Linked DNA regions of Mus musculus: region 2 is linked to region 1. A link is a loop called in an ENCODE intact Hi-C map of the cell type or tissue named here. Cell type or tissue: left cerebral cortex. All regions are shown on one strand. Each heading gives the region's core, and the rest is flanking DNA. Links, peaks and the distances in the headings are about the cores only.

Region 1 (2,896 bases), core at 149-2,648:
CACACACACATATCCGCGCTGCCACGCGCGCGCACACTCCGGCTGCCTGGCGCACACCCGCAAGAGGCGCACACACTGGCCGCACGCATGCAGGGGGGTGGCTGAGACCGAGGAAAGAAGGAACAGACGGGCCGTGCAAGCACAGACGGCCTGGACTAAGGGAAAAGGAGGAGAGGCCGGGGAACCTGCGGCTGTGGAGGAAGGGGGCGCACAGGCGATAAGGCAAGAGAGACGCAGAGGAGACTCTGGGAGGACAACGGATGAGCCGTCAAGGGCTTGGCGAAGGCTCACAAGCTGCTCCAGGGGTGGAAACTCCACCAATCCCTAACACGGGGAGCGTGGGGTGCTTTGGATTGGACCCATGGAACGCCAAAGCATCGCTTGAACAGAGGGTCCTTAGGGACTCTCCAGAGGGCTTGGATCTAGGGAGCTGGCAACCAAAAGCTCCCTAGGGCATCTGGGATGGAAGGGCCCTGGTCCTCGGGCTAGATGGGGCATTTGCTCACCTGCCACAGTGTACCTGTCCAGGTAGTTGAGCACGTTGCCTAAACTCAGGATGGCAGCAGCTGCCCCCCGCCCTCGGCCTAAGCTGGCCGGTTTGGGCTGCGGCGCGCTGGGGCCCTTGGCAGCTGCTGCGCAGCCAGGGGTGCTGGGGATGCTGGGGAGTCCGGACGGGACCCGCCTCACGCTGCCGGACAACGTCTGCACCTCTTCGTCGGCGGACACGACTCCAGCGCCCCCAACACCCCGCGCCCCGCAGCAAGCGCTACCTCCAGCCCCTGGCTGCGCCCCCCGGCGCCGGCGCCGCCGCTCGGCGTCCGCCTCCTCCTCCTCCGCGCCGCCCGCCGCCGCCGAGGCGCATTCCAGGCACATCATGCCGGCCCGGGCCGGGGCGGCGGGGGGCGCGGGGGGCTCGGGGGACGCGAGGCCCAGCCCGGGCCCGCTCAGTGCGTGCGCGCGCCGCGGAGCCGCCGCTGCACCATCCCGGCCCGGCCCGTCCGCTTCTGCGCTCGGGCTCCAGCCCTGGCTGCGCCGCTGCTACTGTTCAGTCAGTGAGACGCGCGGCCCCGGCGGCTCTGACAGCTGCGGCCGGCCCCGCCCACCAAGCTCGTGTGCCCAATCACCTCCGGGCTCAAGCCACAGCCCCGCCCCGCACGTGCTGCCCCGGGGGGTGCGGGGGCGCCTGGCCGCACAGCCCCACCCGCCTGACGGGGGCGCAAGTCACGCAGTAGCGCTGCGGCCACGGAACCCTCGGGGATCAGGAAGCGATTGCGGGGAGCTGCAGCACCGATTAGGATTTAGGTGAGGGAAGAAGGGTACCCCAGACCCTACTCAACTTCCACCCTGCCCCTGCGATGGGAGAGGACCCCTGGCTGAGGCCGAGGAAGGCCCATGGCTTAAGCTACGCATTAAAAAAAAAAAGTCTCAGATGGTCAAAACTGGGGAACCTGTTGTAGAGCTGACTCCAACAGTTACTCACCTTAATTCAGTCTGTTTAGGCAGCGCTGCCTAAGAAACATGATTGGTGGACCCAGGACACAGACCTCATGAAGGTCCATTGCTCTCCTCTATAGAGAAGCACCTCCATGCTATGACCTGGGCTCACTCTGACCATATCTCTACCCCCCATAGAGTGGAGCTTGTGAGAACCAGGGCTCGGATTAGAGCCCAAAAGAACCAGGAGGGCCTCCTCAATGCCAGGCAGGGTGTCCTACACCTGTAACCCCAGCGTTTGGGAGGCTGAGTCAGGAGAGATCCAATCTCAGACAAACGAGAAGGAGAGGGGATGGAGCAGAAAAAGCCTTTGAGGGGGGTACCATCTCCCCAAAACCCTTAGTGAAAGTTGGAAAGCTGGATCCTAGCCTATATCTGCTCTTGCGTGTGGCTTAACATTGGACGAAACCTCTATCTTTCTGGGTCTTTGTTTCTATTGGGGGAATATAGTCCAGGTAGTTGAGCACGTTGGGGGGGGGGGGGTTGTCAGTTCTGGAGAATGGCTAGGTAGCTTCTGTGTAAAGAACAGTCTTCTCTTGTAAGTCCATCATTTGGGAGGCAGAGGCAGGTGAAACTCCGAGGTTCCAGGCCAGCGAGTCCAGGCCAACACGTCTCTAAATAAATAAATATGTAAAAGGAAAGAAAGAAGTTAAAACCCAGTATAGCATGTTCTCCCTAGTATGTGCCAAACCCTTGGTTCAAATGAGAGAGTCAGGGGAGACTTAATTCAGCCCCTCAGATATCCAGTGGTTTCTGTCTGTTTCACAGACAGACTTCAGGTCACCAAGGTGACCCGTCATAAACAGACAACTAGTCAATGGTCTGGTTGGTACGAAGCCAGGGCCCTGAAATCATCTTGCTAGTGCAGGCTGCTCCAGAGCCCACGTCCACAACAGGAACATCTTGTGAAGGTGTCAACCACAGTGAGTCATGGCATAGCCAACGGATGACAAAGCATAAGGCACTCAAGCACACACACACACACATACACACACACACACACACACACACACACACACACACACACACACACACGAACACACACACACACTCCACTGTCTTAGTGAGCAGAGTTAATCCCCAAGCTGGTGTTTCTTGGCGCCTTCAAGGTGTCTTTTAAATTCTGTGAACTGACTAAAAATATGCTTCGGCGTGTTGAGTATGAATGACTGTGACGGAAGGTTAGGAAAACAGATTTCATTCTGAAAGTTGCCTGCTGCCTCTTTCCAGCTGGCTGGATTCTGGCCTGTAAAGTCAGTCGGGGGGCGGGGGTGGGGGGGGTTTCAATGCGTGGCCAGGGATAACAGGTGATTAGCAGACAAGCACAGACCCAGAAGCTCCATGGGGCCAGATCTGTGTGGCTGTGCCAAGCGAGAGGACCATGTCTGCTGTGGATGCTGCC
Region 2 (2,896 bases), core at 170-2,669, 120 kb after region 1:
CCTAACGGAATCTGCTCCTCTTGTTCACTTTACTTGGAGTTCACAGAAGCTTCATGCTTTTGTGGGTAGAAATGGACCTGATTTCCTATGCACAGTTTTTGTTTTCTACAGTCCAGGTACAGGGAAGTAGGGATTGAACAAACACTTATTGAAAGAACAAGCAAGGGGCTGGAGAGATGGCTTAGCGGTTAAGAACACTGGCTGATTTCCCAAAGGTCCTGAGTTCAATTCTCAGCAACATGGTGGCTCACAACCATCAGTAATGGGATCCTATGACCTCTCTTGGTGTGTCTGAAGAGAACAACAGTGTAGTCATATACATAAGTAAATAAATCTTTAAAAGAAAGAAAGAAGAAACAAAATTGAGTGTCAATGTTACTTTTCCCCCTTCCCTTTTTTGTTTCTTTATTGCTACAGTGTTGACAAAGCACTCAACTGGGAAATGGGCAAGGAGGTTGGATAAGGTTGACTTTTCCTAATCTCGGCTTTCACACTTGGACTTTACATAGTAGGTGCCTTTTCTAGAGGAGTCTGATCTATTATGGATCCTCATCCCCAGACGGAGATTGGGTATCACTGTGCAGCGAAGGGGACCTGGGTCTTCTAATCCTCAGCCTCAAGTGTTGAGATTACAGGAGAATACCACCTGAATCCGAACCATTTATCAGGTTGTGCTAATCACAACTCTGCACTTTACTCAGTCTTACTATTTACTTAAACGTTTTCTGCTATGAGACTCATAACATTTTTATTTCAAGGACCATTCTGTGCATTCTTTATGAATTATCACCATGCACTCTATTTTGCGGCTGCTTAAAATGGTGCACACCAGTACTAAATTCGGCTTTGTAACAATGACTAATTCGCACACCTCCGATGTAGTGTTGGATGGCTGCTGGGTCCTCGCCAACATCTACCACTTCTGGTCCCATCACGCTTAGACCTCCTGCTTATACCGGGAGGCAGCGTCCTGACCCTCCGCGACCTCTTTGTCATGGCGTCCGCGGGGCGTCTACCAGCCGACGCTTCCGCAGCTGGGCGGGCGTGGACCTTCCCAAGATGGCGGGGCTGAGCCCACTGCGCGCGGTGGGCGGGGTTCCACCGCCGGAGGCGGGGCAGCAGGGCCGAGGGGTCGGGCTAGCAGGAGTGCTGCTTCTGAAGGAGGCAGGCTCAGCGCGCTTGCGCGGAGCGGCCCTGCGCGCAGTGAGGCAGTGGCGGGGGAAGGCACCGGTGGGGCCGACGGGCGGGCAGAGGAGGGAAGCGGGCGAGCGAAGTCCCAGTGCGCGCCGCGGCGGCCCGGGTACCCTCCCCTTCCGGGCGTGAGGCGCTGAGCGAGGAAAGCCGAGCGGAGCGGACTCGCATAGGCGGCGAGGTGCTTCTCGGGTCTCCCAAGACCGGCCTCCCCGCGGCTTCGGCGCTCCGGTCCGGGTTCCTCAACACACATCTAGCTCCAGGCACCGGCAGAGCTTGTCGCCAGTCCGTCGAAGTCCCGGTGGCGGCCCGGGCTCTCGGTGGGGAGGATGACGGAGCTGCAGTCGGCGCTGCTACTGCGAAGACAGCTGGCAGGTGAGCGGCGGGGCGCCGGGCCGCGATCGCGGACTGCCGAGCCACTCGCCTCCTCTCGCCCGCTCGGAGGCTGGGTGGTGGCGGGCCGCGAGGGTGGGAGCCCGCGAGTCGCGGCGAGCTGGCGACACTCCTGGCCCGGCTGTGGAGGGTGTTGGGGGCGGGGACGCTCCCCAGCCTCGCCCTCGGACGGGCCGGACGCCCTGGGCGGCTGCCCCCTCCCCCACGGCACTGGGGCGTTGCGGGGGAGGGGCGTGGGTCCCGGTCGGGCCGACCCTCCCTGAGGGGCGGATCCCGGGCTCAGGTGCGGCGGAGGCCGCGGAACCTCGGGGACCCCGGGAGCTTGCGGGGTCCCCGCGCGGCTGTGAGTCCGAGCCGTGTCGGGGGCCGGAGAGGGGAGGCGCGCCAAACTTCTGGCCCGGCAGCGCGGGGTTCGCGGAGTTAGGGCAGACAACAAAAGCGACGGCGGGGCTGGCCCGGGTGCTGACGCGGGGCACCGGGGGGCTCGGCGGGGAGCGCGACTCCGCTTCGCCTGCCTCCGCCTGGCACGAGCTCGGGCTGCGCCGCCCGTCTGGGGGAGGGTGGGCGCGGGCGCTGGGGAGAGCGGCTCGCTGGCCGGCCCGGGCTTTGTGCTCCGTGGGCACGGCTCGGGCTCCTTCGCGCAGGCTCGCGGCCACCGGGCTGCGGCCCGCCTTAGGCTCTGGCCAGGGGCGGCGGCTCAGTGCCTCCCCCGTGGAGTCTCTGTCCCCCTCCCCCATTGTCCCGGCCTCTGGCCGTTTGCGGCTTCCAGGTTGACTTTTTAGGGGGTTGGCTCCTACTCTGCTAGGACTGTGTGAGCGGAGCATGCGCGCTGGAGGCGTACGTGTGCGGAGTGGAAGGGGGGGAGGGAGGAGGCGGGTTGGTGCCTTCACAATGCCGCCCCACGTGCTGCCAGATTTAAAGAGAAATGAACCGGTAGTTAGCCCTGCTGTCCTACGCCAAGCGTGTGCCTGGCTTGGTTCAGGCGACTTCACCCCTCCTCAACCTGTAGCCAGTCCTCTCCCCCCACCCCCCTTTTAAACTTTCTGAAAGCCGGAATGTTGATAAATGAAATAGATTTCTATGAGTTTGAGGTGTCAGCTAAATCACCTTTATGACTTCTTAAGGAAAAGGTCGACAGGGGCTGTTACAGATTGTATAATTAGGTTTATTATTAGACCATGAGCTAACAGGTTTGGACAAGTATTAAAATTCTAGGTGGGACAGCAATTTGAAGTGGATGGAAAAGTTAGAATCCCCATCAGAAATATTTTCGAAAGAAGTTAAACAATTTATTGCATCTTATTTAAAAACA

Evidence for each region. A loop is a pair of places that touch in the nucleus more often than their neighbours do. Peaks named below come from ENCODE experiments on the same cell type or tissue, not always from the same donor. Only the 100,000 strongest peaks of a DNase experiment are listed, where the experiment ranks them.
Region 2: a loop joins it to region 1, with 4 times the contacts of the local background. A loop is called at or near these places in 2 of 42 quality-filtered maps.

The regions. Positions count from the first base shown.
Region 1 is chr11:72,488,920-72,491,815 of GRCm38, forward strand. It overlaps Spns2 (spinster homolog 2), which reads right to left and starts at 1,001. Exons shown (of 13, transcript NM_153060.3): 1 at 507-1,001. The coding sequence starts at 876. In left cerebral cortex, for the core only: a CTCF peak has its summit at 1,202; DNase peaks (open chromatin) are centred at 554, 1,114, 1,613 and 2,470; H3K4me3 peaks cover 1,479 bases; H3K27ac peaks cover 1,821 bases.
Region 2 is chr11:72,606,070-72,608,965 of GRCm38, forward strand. It overlaps Ube2g1 (ubiquitin-conjugating enzyme E2G 1), which reads left to right and starts at 1,192. Exons shown (of 6, transcript NM_025985.4): 1 at 1,192-1,566. The coding sequence starts at 1,521. Gm51906 (a long non-coding RNA gene) reads right to left here and starts at 1,094. Exons shown (of 4, transcript XR_003949712.1): 1 at 872-1,094. In left cerebral cortex, for the core only: a CTCF peak has its summit at 1,168; DNase peaks (open chromatin) are centred at 1,108, 1,683 and 2,435; H3K4me3 peaks cover 2,261 bases; H3K27ac peaks cover 2,113 bases.